2 separate regions of the Homo sapiens genome follow, and region 1 is linked to region 2. A link is a contact called in ENCODE Hi-C data. All regions are on one chromosome and are shown on one strand. The core of a region is the stretch at or near the end of the contact, and the rest is flanking DNA. Distances in the headings are between cores, read along the strand shown.

Evidence for each region. A loop is a pair of places that touch in the nucleus more often than their neighbours do. Pooled maps may share reads with other maps.
Region 1: a pooled map of psoas muscle shows a loop between it and region 2 (7-fold over the local background). The contact joins the promoter of TRA2B here to the enhancer-like site in region 2. A Hi-C loop is called at or near these places in 2 of 50 pooled maps.

The regions. Positions count from the first base shown.
Region 1 is chr3:185,936,699-185,941,880 of GRCh38, reverse strand. It overlaps TRA2B (transformer 2 beta homolog), which reads left to right and starts at 3,867. Exons shown (of 9, transcript NM_004593.3): 1 at 3,867-4,056. The coding sequence starts at 4,021. RefSeq lists enhancers at 3,936-4,395, 3,806-4,533, 4,436-4,645.
Region 2 is chr3:179,730,211-179,736,016 of GRCh38, reverse strand. It overlaps USP13 (ubiquitin specific peptidase 13), which reads right to left. Exons shown (of 21, transcript NM_003940.3): 9 at 5,757-5,806; 10 at 5,308-5,401. Among named protein-coding and RNA genes, the nearest start is that of USP13, 80 kb to the right of the region's middle. Within about 2 kb of position 2,941, at least 8 of the 41 ENCODE cell types and tissues checked have a DNase peak (open chromatin) inside an H3K27ac peak, as active enhancers do.

The sequences.
Region 1 (5,182 bases), core at 2,618-5,117, 6.2 Mb before region 2:
CCCTGATGCCTACCCAATCAATTCTAAATTCATACGTTGCTTTCTTTTAATCACTCAACAAGTACTACTAAAGGCTTACTGTGTGCCAAGCACTACGTATAAGGCAGTGGTCAAAAGAGGCACTGGCCCTGCCCTTAAGGAACTTATTATCTAGTGTGGAAGACAGACATAAAAACTATATTCACAGAAATAATAATGCAAATAGGGCTGAGCGCAGTGGCTAATGCCTGTAATCCCAGAACTTTGGGAGGCCAAGGCGGGCAGATCCCAAGGTCAGGAGATCGAGACCATCCTGGCTAACACAGTGAAACCCCGTCTCTACTAAAAATACAAAAATTAGCCGGGCGTGGTGGCGGGCGCCTGTAGCCCCAGCTACTCCAGAGGCTGAGGCAGGAGAATTGCTTGAACCCAGGAGGCGGAGTTTGCAGTGAGCCAAGATCGCGCCACTGCACTCCAGCCTGGGCGCCAGAGCGAGACTCTGTCTCAAAAAAAAAAAAAAAAACCCACAAAGAAATAATAATGAAAATAAAATAATTATATAATTATTATTCTTTAATTATAGTTGTGAGTAATATGAATGTCAAGGGGTGCCATAAGAATGTATAAACAAGAGATCTAATCTAAGCCAAAAAGTAAGATAAGGCCAGAGATCTGAGTAGGAGTCCAGGTTTAGGTGTGTGTTGGGAGTACAGGTGTTCTCAGAAAAAGGGGACAGCTCATTCAGAAGTTATTTAGTCACTTGACACTTGAGTCATCACCAAATCTCTGGATCTCAGGTACCTCAAATATTGATTCTGTTCTGGATGACTATTTTACCAAACAAGAGCCAAATTGCAAGCTCTTATAACTCAATAATAAAAAGATAAATAACCCAATTAAAAATGGGCAAAGTATCAGAATATTCGTTTCTCCAAAGATCTACAAATCACCAATAAACGCATGAAAGCATTATCATTATCGCTAGGGAAATGCAAACCAAAACCACATCGAGATACCACTTTAAACCCACTAGAGTGGTTATAATTTTTTTTGAGACAGATTTTTGCTCTTGTTGCCCAGGCTGGAGTACAATGGCACGATCTTGGCTCACCGCAACCTCCGCCTACCAGGTTCAAGCAATTCTCCTGCCTCAGCCTCCCGAGTAACTGGGATTACAGGCATGTACCACCACGCCCGGCTAACTTTGTATTTTTAGTAGAGACGGGGTTTCGCCATGTTGAGGCTGGTCTCAAACTCCTGACCTCAGGTGATCCGCCCACCTCAGCCTCCCAAAGTGCTGGGATTACAGGCATAAGCCACCACGCCTGGTCAATTTTTTTTAATACAATATAACAAGTATTGGTGAGGATGTGGAGAAATTGGAAGCCACATACACTGCTGGTGGCAGTGTGAAATGTAAAATGAATGCAGCCACTGTGGAAAACTGTTTGGCAGTTTCCCCCCAAATTAACCGTAGGGTTACTATACAATCCAGCAATTCCATTCCTAGGTGTATACCTAAGAGAGATAAAAACATGTGCTCGTACAAAAATTTGTACATGAATGTTCACAGCAGGATTATTCATAAGTTAAAAAATGGAAACTATCCAAATGTCTATTAAATGATGAATGGATAAATAAAATGTCATATATCCATACAACTGAATATAACTTGACAATGAAAAAGAATGAAATAGTAGTACATGCTACAACATGGATGAACCGTGAAAACGTACGCCAAGGAAGCCAGTTACAAAAGATACATACCATATGATTCCATTCATATAAAATGTCCTGAATAGGTTAATCTATTGAGAAAGAAAGATTTGTGATTGCCTAGGACTGGGAGGGTTGTGAGGAGTGGAGAGGAGGAGGGATGCAAAATGACTATTAATGAGTGTTTCTTTTCTTAATGTGATGAGACTACTCTAAAATTGTGGTGATGGTTGCACAATTCTGTGAATAAAAGCCATTTGAACTGTACACTTTAAATAAGGGAACTGCATAGTAGGTGAGTCGTATCTCAATAAAGCTGTTAAAAAAAATCAGGAGTTGGGGATATGGGGCTGAGGCAGGAGGAACACTTGAGACTGGGAGGTGCAATGAGCCACCGCACTCCAGCCTGCACGACAGAGCCAGAGAGACCCTGTCTCAAAAAAAAAAAAAAAAAATCAAATGACCCTTTACCAGTATCAAAGTGCCTCATCAGCCAGGTACCACCTTTTCAATGGATGGGGAGACTGAAGTGTAGAGGAATTAAGTATCCGACTTGGGGGTTGGGGGAAGTGGCTCACGCCTGTAATCCCAACACTTTGGGAGGCCGAGGTGGGAGGATCGCTTGAGCCCAGGAGACCAGCCTGGCCAATATGCCAAAACTCCGTCTCTATAAAAAATACAAAAAATTAGCCTGGCGTGTTGGCAGGCGCCTGTAATTCCAGCTGCTACGGAGGCTGAGGCGGAGAATCACTTGAACCCGGGAGGCAGACGTTGCAGTGAGCCGAGATCGCGCCGTTGCACTCCAGTCTGAGCGACAAAGCAAGACTCCGTCTCAAAAAAAAGAAGAAAGAAAGTATCCGACTTGGTCTTGGGCTCTTCTCACTATAATCCAACTATATTCTCTTACGAAATGGCAGAATTAATCTTCCCTCCTTGTGACACCCCTGTAGTTATACATGCCTCTGGCACTTACAATCATTTTTTCTAATTGTGTTTAACGGTTCTAGCACATTACTTTGTAACTTTAGAATAGAGATTGTGTCTGATTCCTGTGTATTAAGGTCCGACCTTTTTTATTTTTATTTATTTATTTTTTAGACAGAGTCTCGCTCTGTCGCCCAGGCTGGAGTGCAGCGGTCCGATCTCGGCTCACTGCAACCTCCGCCTCCCGGGTTCAAGCGATTCTCCTGCCTCAGCCTCCCGAGTGGCTGGGATTACAGGCATGCATCACCACTCCCGGCTAATTTTTTTGTATTTTTAGTAAAGACTGGGTTTCACCATGTTGGCCAGGCTGGTCTCGAACTCCTGACCATGTGATCCGCCTGCCTCGGCCTCTCAAAGTGCTGGGATTACAGGCGTGAGCCACCGCACCCAGCCGATCTGACCTTTTTTTTTTTTTTTTTTTTTTTTTGAGACGGAATCTCGCTCTATTGCCCAGGCTGGAGTGCAGTGGCGCGATCTCGGCTCACTGCAAGCTCCGCCTCCTGGGTTCACGCCATTCTCCTGCCTCAGCCTCCCAAGTAGCTGGGACTACAGGCGCCCGCCACCGCGCCTGGCTAATTTTTTTGTATTTTTAGTAGAGACGGAGTTTCACTGGGTTAGCCAGAATGGTTTCGATCTCCTGACCTCGTGATCCACCCGTCTCGGCCTCCCAAAGTGCTAGGATTACAGCGTGAGCCAGCGCGCCCAGCCCGATCTGACCTTTTTTAAATGAAGACGTATTCAGGAAGGAAATATCTACAAGTAAGACAAAATTAAGTAAGAACCCAATGTACGAACATTCACTTCTCTAACAAAGGAAAGACACAAAACAAGAAACTAATAAGGCGGAGAAAGGAATTGAGATTGGGGGAAACAGCATCTCCTTCCTCCCTGCACACTCGGCAGGTTCCCTGGAAAGTTCTAGAAGGGATTCAGAAGTGGCTGGTGACATCACTGTGGCTCCGTGGCGCCCACTACAGCAGCCAAACGACACGCTAGCTTTCCCGCCTCATAGAGGCTCGTGAATGGGGGTGGGGCCCTGCGAGGGGCGGGGTCACGTCACTTCCTGTGCGGGACGCGCTGCAGCTGGAGAGGAAAGGCAGAGCGAGGAGGGGCGAGGCCAAGAAAGCGCGCGTTTCTGGGAGGGGAGGAGCCTGGCTAAGGAGCGCCGCGTCACATCCGGTAGAGTTAGAGCCCGTGCGGAGGCGGTGCGGAGCATTTCGGCTCTGAGCGGCTGGGCGACCGGCGCGTCGTGCGGGGCTGCGGCGGAGCCTCCTTAAGGAAGGTGCAAGAGGTTGGCAGCTTCGATTGAAGCACATCGACCGGCGACAGCAGCCAGGAGTCATGAGCGACAGCGGCGAGCAGAACTACGGCGAGCGGGTACGTAGAGCTGCGGTAGGGGGTGGCTGTGTGGTCCTAGCTCCTTGCATCTTTTTCTAGGCCCGTCGGCCTCGGGCCAGGAGGCAGGGGCGTTTTAGGCTCCGAAGTCTGAAGCCGGGAGGGCAGGCAAGGGAGACAGCATTTAACCAAAAAAAGCCTTTGTGGATAGTGCCTTAGTGCCTTTGGTCGTGAAGGAGGGAGGCCCCCGGCGGGTTTATGTGGCTTCTGCCCGAGACGGCCGTTTTTCCCGTTATAAGAGGGGGAAGATGAAAATGGCCGCTGCGTCCCCGCGGTGTTGGGGGAGGGGAGCGATATCTTATTTCGGCGTTGCTCTCCTGCGAAGGTCCGCCGCAGCCATCTTGGGCTGGCGGGCTGGGCGAGCTGCCAGAGGCACAAAATGGCGGAGAAGCCGCGCGGCAACGCGGACCCGACCCGCAGCGGGCCGCGCTTCGTAAGGCCGCGTGGTGGGGTGCAAGGGGACAGACGACGTTCTTTTGGGTCTTTGGGCCGGTGTTTAGGTTAACGAAGGACCGTCTTTGCCTCCACGGAAAGGACGGAGTCTGGGATGTCTTTGGGGCCTCTTAAGATGGAAACTAATCCAAGGCCGACTAAGTTCTGGGCCCGTTAGGTGGAGGGGATTGCGTGAGGGCTTTGTGTTTGGCCTAAATGAAGCGCTTTTCTCTGATGCCGAAAGGGCTTCCCAGGCAAAAATCTGTATCAGTATTCTATTAGGACAGACCACAAAGTCGTTAAGATGATTTTGTGGACATCGCATTTCCACGGGATTGTGAAGGAGAAATTGGCGGGCAACCATTTACGGCGCCGTTATTTCCTTTGTTTTGAGGCGTTCTAATACTTAGAACCACAGCGTGTGTTGGCTACAGTTTTCTTTCCCTTAAGTTTCCACCTCTTAAAGGTGTTCAGTGAGGGTTGATTGAATTGCGGGAACAAGACAGTTCTAGGGTTTAAACAGCATACGTAGCTGGTCTGTGGGGCTCTGGGTATTGGATTCGGAAAGCATTGAATGATGCGAACATACGAGGCTTGCTAGAATTAAGAGGAATCTGTTAGAAGGGTGATAGAAAAGCACCATAGAAATTGATTTTTGAGGCTGTGGGAATAATTT
Region 2 (5,806 bases), core at 1,692-4,191:
CCAGGCTGGATGGCAATGGTGCAATCACAGCTCACTGCATCCTCAAACCCTTGGGCACAAGTGATCCTCCCACCTCAGCCTCCCAAGTATCTGGGACTACAGACACACGCCACTGTGCCCAGCTAATTATTTTATTATTATTTTTTCTAGAGACAGGGGTCTTACTGTGTGGCCCAGGTTGGTCTCAAAGTCCTGGTTTCAAGCAGTCTTCCTGCCTCAGCTTCTCAAAGTGCTGGGATTACACGTGTGAGCCACCACACCTGGCTGGACACTTTAAACTTTTAATACAATATTTATGTTAAAAGAAGAAAGAAGGTATTATAGTTACAGATGCATAACTACATCTATAGGTGAAAAGGAGGATGTTTAAATTTTATGTTAAAATACTGAAGGGAAGGAAAAGGAGAGGAAGAGAAAAAATGAGAAAAGGAGAAAGGAAATGAAAGAGAAGAGTGAAGAGTTTAGGGAAACTGGTGGAACCAGATTTGCAGGATGATTATTGAAGCTGCACATCAAGTACATAGAGATTCATTATACTTTGCTCTCTACTTTTGTATATATATGCAAATTTAAATAATTTTTCCTTTAAAAAAAAAAAAAGGTCAGGCTCTGGACAAGGCAGTTCCCTAAAAGAAACCAAAAATCCAAAATAAGAACCAAAGAATTAGATTACAGAAAGCATGTTTCCCATTTAGCAATGAGCCAGTGACATCACCTGAGTGTCCCCTATGGGCCCAACACCTCACAAGATGAGAGGCAGAGACCCAACTTGACCAAGAGTCGGCCCTGCCTTCAGGGAACACACACTCTCACTTGAGAGCTGGCTCTCAGACACCTGAGGCAATGGCTAGTCCTGACCACTAACTTTATAACACAGAGACCCAGGAAGTCACCAAAATAGCATCCAACTAAGGAATCTGTCATATTAATAAGATACTGTACTTACTTTCTCCATCAGCAATTGCAAAACAGATCAGCTAAAATTAGAGGGAGGCCTTCAGTGTTCAGAATCTCTCCCAAATGCTTACACAGGACTTTCTGTTTAACAGAGTGCACCACACAGACAGCCAGACACAGTCCACCATATTCCCCTGAGCCGAATGCTTTAATTAATAAGCAAGCAGCAAGACTGAGGCTTTTATCACATCACAGCAATACTTGCACAGATACTTTTAAACCACAGGATAAAAGGAAGATAGACACATGTCTGCCTGTCCCTAAAACAAAAGTGTATGAAGTCTGTTGATTTAAATTTTTAACCTTAAACAATAAACCTTGAACCAGTAAGTGTTTAACCCAGGCCCAAACCCCAAATCTCCTAAGCTAAGAGGACAGGGGCATTCCCGAACTATTACTCATATTTCAAAGGTGAATCAGAAAGGTTACATGTGTCTAACCTAGGAAAATAGAGGTTAAGGGAAACAAAGCTCTTATGTTCACAGCTAAAATTATACCACCTTGAAGCAGAACACTGGTTATCTCACGTTGATGAAAAGTTGAGACCAGCAAGTATGTGTTGAGGATTATTTAGATGAGAAATCAAATAAATTGTCGCTTAAGAAATGCAGCTTATTCAGAATACAGAGTTATTTAAGATATGTTATCTTTGGAGGAAGAAATGAGGTAGAGTGTTCAGCTTTAAAACATTTGAAAGCACTGCCTTAGAATGCATAAAGATAGAGAAAATATTTTTTGAAGAAAAAAATGCCCTTTTATAGTAACTATTATCTACTGCAAGTGCAAGTTAATCTTAAAATTCAATTCAACATATTTAAGTAAAAATGGCGGTACCACAAATAAATACTGCTGCCTTTTTATGCATGACAATGTTTATTAAGCATGCATATATAAAAAGCTAGATTTAACCTTGGTTTATAGCAGATTAATTTAATACTGGGAAGTATATATTCTAGAAATGACTCAACTTGGAAGACGCCAGTGAGAAACCCTCATAACTGGGCTACCTGGTAATTCTGCAAACTTCAAACGCCCCCTTTTGTCATCCACCTGCCACCATCCACACACTGAGGCACTGGGAGCCTGAAATAAGTCTTGGAACAACTGTTAGGGAAGTAGGATAATGCGGTGATCAAAAACACAGACTCCAGAGCCAAACTGCCTGATATAATTCCCAGCTCTGCCACTCACTGGCTTTGCAACTTTGGGCAAGGCTTCTGTGCATCCGTTTCCGCATCAGTGAATATAGAGGAAGAGCCTGGCCCTTTGCAAGCACTATGTGATGCTAGTTATTAAGACCATGCGTGGTGGTGGCCCCGTAAAAAGGCGTTTCTGCCACATGGCTCTGACCCATCCTTCATGCTCTCTCCCCCACACCATACATTCCTCTCATCATCTATCCCCTTCTCTGTTTCAGTGAATCTTCTTTCCCTCTCTTGGGGCATTTCAGGCTCATCTATAAGTCACAAACACCAGAGGCCTGGGACAGGACCATCCTTCCAAAGGGCTTCTGATAACTGAGAAAAGGAAAGAGTCTCACAAATTGGTTCCTTTGAAACCAACTGCCAGTGAAAATCGTGATGCCTGAGAAACTAATTCCTTCTACTGTCAAGGAAAGTGGAGATTTTTGCTGTAAATTATTTGTCTATTCAAGGAACAGCTTGAAACGGACACCCCCAGGGCCACAAGGAAAATCATGGTCAATGTGAGCTCTATTTGAGTGTTAAAGAAATATTACCGATGCTGGACCAAAGACCGACTTGTCTCCCACCCAGCTGGATGGGCCCTCCCTGCCCCTGCCTAGATGCACATATATGCTTCTCATAATCAAGATTCTTTCTTCAAGACCACTAGATCGTGGCACCTGAGGGCTGGAAAGGATTTCACAAGTCATCTAGATCAAGGGTCACAAATCCAAATACCCAGAGTCCCAGTCAGGTCATGAGTCACAAAGGGACCGGAGCCAGCTGGGGACTGTGTGTCCTGTGTGAAGGGAGGGCTGCCCCTTGGCTCCAGCTGTCATTGCGGGCCTGGGACTGTCAGACGTTCTGAATGGTTAAGAGAAGATGGAAATTTAGATTTTATGTGTGGACCAAGCAAAACACATCCCAGAGATGGCCCAAGTGCTTCCAGGTCACATACCTTGATCCAGAGCAGTGGCTCCCACCTACAAGCCTCAGACCCTGGAGATGTAAGGAGCTACTACACTACAGCCACCGAATCCAGTGGGGGAAGAGAGACAAGGGCTCCAAACAGATACTACTTGTAGACTGCATAGATAGTGTGCCTTGCTCATATAAGAACTACTTTTTTTAACATAAAAGGACACTGTAATATTAACAAAACCAAATTTTATTTCCAAACAGCACTAAATTGATGATTTTTCATTTCACATTTTCTCAAATGAGGAGATCCCAAGAGCACAGAAACGGTCACGCAAGGTCCATGATTTTATTTACATTAGAAAGGGGACTCCTGGGCCTAAAACATTCACCACCACCACCTAGATCAATTCTGCCACTTGAATGGTGAGATTGGAAGGTGGCATGACTTGCCCATAGTCACACAACTCCTTGCAGAACCAGAAGGGAAAGCCAGGCTCCTGAGTCCGACTCCCAGCTCCTTCACCACCAGCACAGAGCATGGACCCTGCCCCAGAAGAGCCATGCAAGAAGTGACACCGCCTGTTTGAGAACGCAGAACCAATCCAATCATAACACAATTTTGGACTGAGGTTTATCCACAATCACCTCTTCAAAGTTTCACAGAAGCACAGAAGTAGAAGAAGCCTGGATAACCCCATACTCCAGCCCTACCCTCAAGCCACCTCCTCAACTGTATCTCAGATGGGAGCCTTCCAGCCTCTGGTGGATAAGGACCTTGCTATCTTACAATGCTGGGTAACAATGCAACTTGAGAACTTCAGTTCTTCCTATTCCCATACCCCTCTGGTCTCCTGGGCTTGCCATTCAGAATGTCTGTTTCCCTCTCCACCCTCTTTACAACCTACTTCTTTCTCCCCATCCCCAAGGCTGCCTCTATATGTTCTTTCCACAATCTCCCTTCTCTTGCTTGCTCCATTTCCACAACTAGCTGGCTTCCTGATGAACAAGAGGGTATTTATTCACTGTTGATTCTTGCTCTCAGTCTACAGGTATTGGCTAAGAAGGACTGCCTTAAGATAAACACTTGAGACACAGAACTGAACGAGCCTGCCCAGTAAGTCAAGACAGGATACTAGGAAGCCAGAGCAGGTGGCGGGGAAGTGGGGCACGCGTTCCACTCAGGGCATCTGTGGCAACGGGAGAGGACGGTGCCAAACACAGATGCGTAAGCTGTGCACTACACAATTCCAAGGGCACCACTCAAAAAGACCAAGTTATGAGTAGTACCCTCTGGAGTTGTACAACAAGCAGCATAGGGAGGGTCCAGTGGAAATGCAGGTCTGGCCATTAAAACATCAAGCCTATCTTTCAGTGGTTCTATTAATTAGTAACGACTGGCCCACGGAGTTTCTCCTACTTGAGCCTGCTTAAGAACCACCCGGCAGCTTACCAAACCTGAGGAATGCCAAGCCCTCCCCTGAAATTCTGATTCCTCAGTCCTACGGAGGGACTAAGGAATCTATGTGTTGTTTTTTGTTTGTTTGTTTGTTTGATATGGAGTCTTACTCTGTCGCCCAGGCTGGAGTGCAGTGGCACAGTTTCAGCTCACTGCAACCTCCTGGTTCAAGCAATTCTCCCACTTCAGCTTCCTGAGTAACTGGGATTACAGGCGTGCACCACCACGCCCAGCTAATTTTTGTATTTTTAGTAGAGACAGGGTTTCACCATGTTGGCCAGGCTGGTCTCGAACTCCCAACCTCAGGTGATCCACCCACCTCGGCCTCCCAAAGTGCCGGGATTATAGGTGTGAGCCACCATGCCTGACCCTGTGTGTTGTTTTTTAACAACCAGACTCTTGAGAAACTCTAGCCAAGAAAGTTGAGGCTTAGGAGAAGGAAGACACTGTAAGTGCCGAGACTGTGTTACCAAAGGGAAAATGTTTATATTTTTATGAGATTTAGTCCTTCGATCTCAGCTCTATTTTATAAAGAATACTGTTTCTAAAGATGGTTAATGATGGCACACATGTATAATCCATGAAGCAACTGTCTCTATAAACACAACCCTGGCTATTCCTTGTCACAATTTTTAAGAGCATACAGACAGGCACCCTAGACACTGAAATGACATTACTATTCTGACAGCTTGCTAAATTTATGGCCACCATGTGCCAAATCATAGGAAACCCACATTCTAAAGCTCCTCCCTACCTACATGTCAACATGGCAAACGCTCGGACACATACCTTGTGCTCCTCCTTCATCACCTGTTCAATGAGTTCAGATTTCACCGGAGGCTTTGAATACTGGCCTGAGAGAAGGCCATGTCCTAACTTAGTCCTGGCCAGGACAGAGAAACAGAAACAAAAAGGTCATTGTTGTTTTTCCATAGTAATATTAAATTTATCTATGAATATCAATAAGTACAACTGCTGTTAGGTGGAGCATTTGATCTGCGTTACACACAAATAACTTATTTATTTGATTCTGCTTCATACTGATACCAGTTTCAAATTTTCTTCAGTCCTTTGTAGATAACTTTATCTTCTTATAAAAGTAACACATTCTCATTTTGGAACACTTTTTTAAAAATACATGAAGAATTGCCTTTAATTTTGCAACCCAGAGATATCCACTATGAACATTTTATTGGATGCTTTTTCTAGAAAAAAAAAAATACAAATCTGGCACTTACATCTGTGTGTTGAAATCTTGTGTTGGATCTAAAGGCGAGTAGTCAAATAT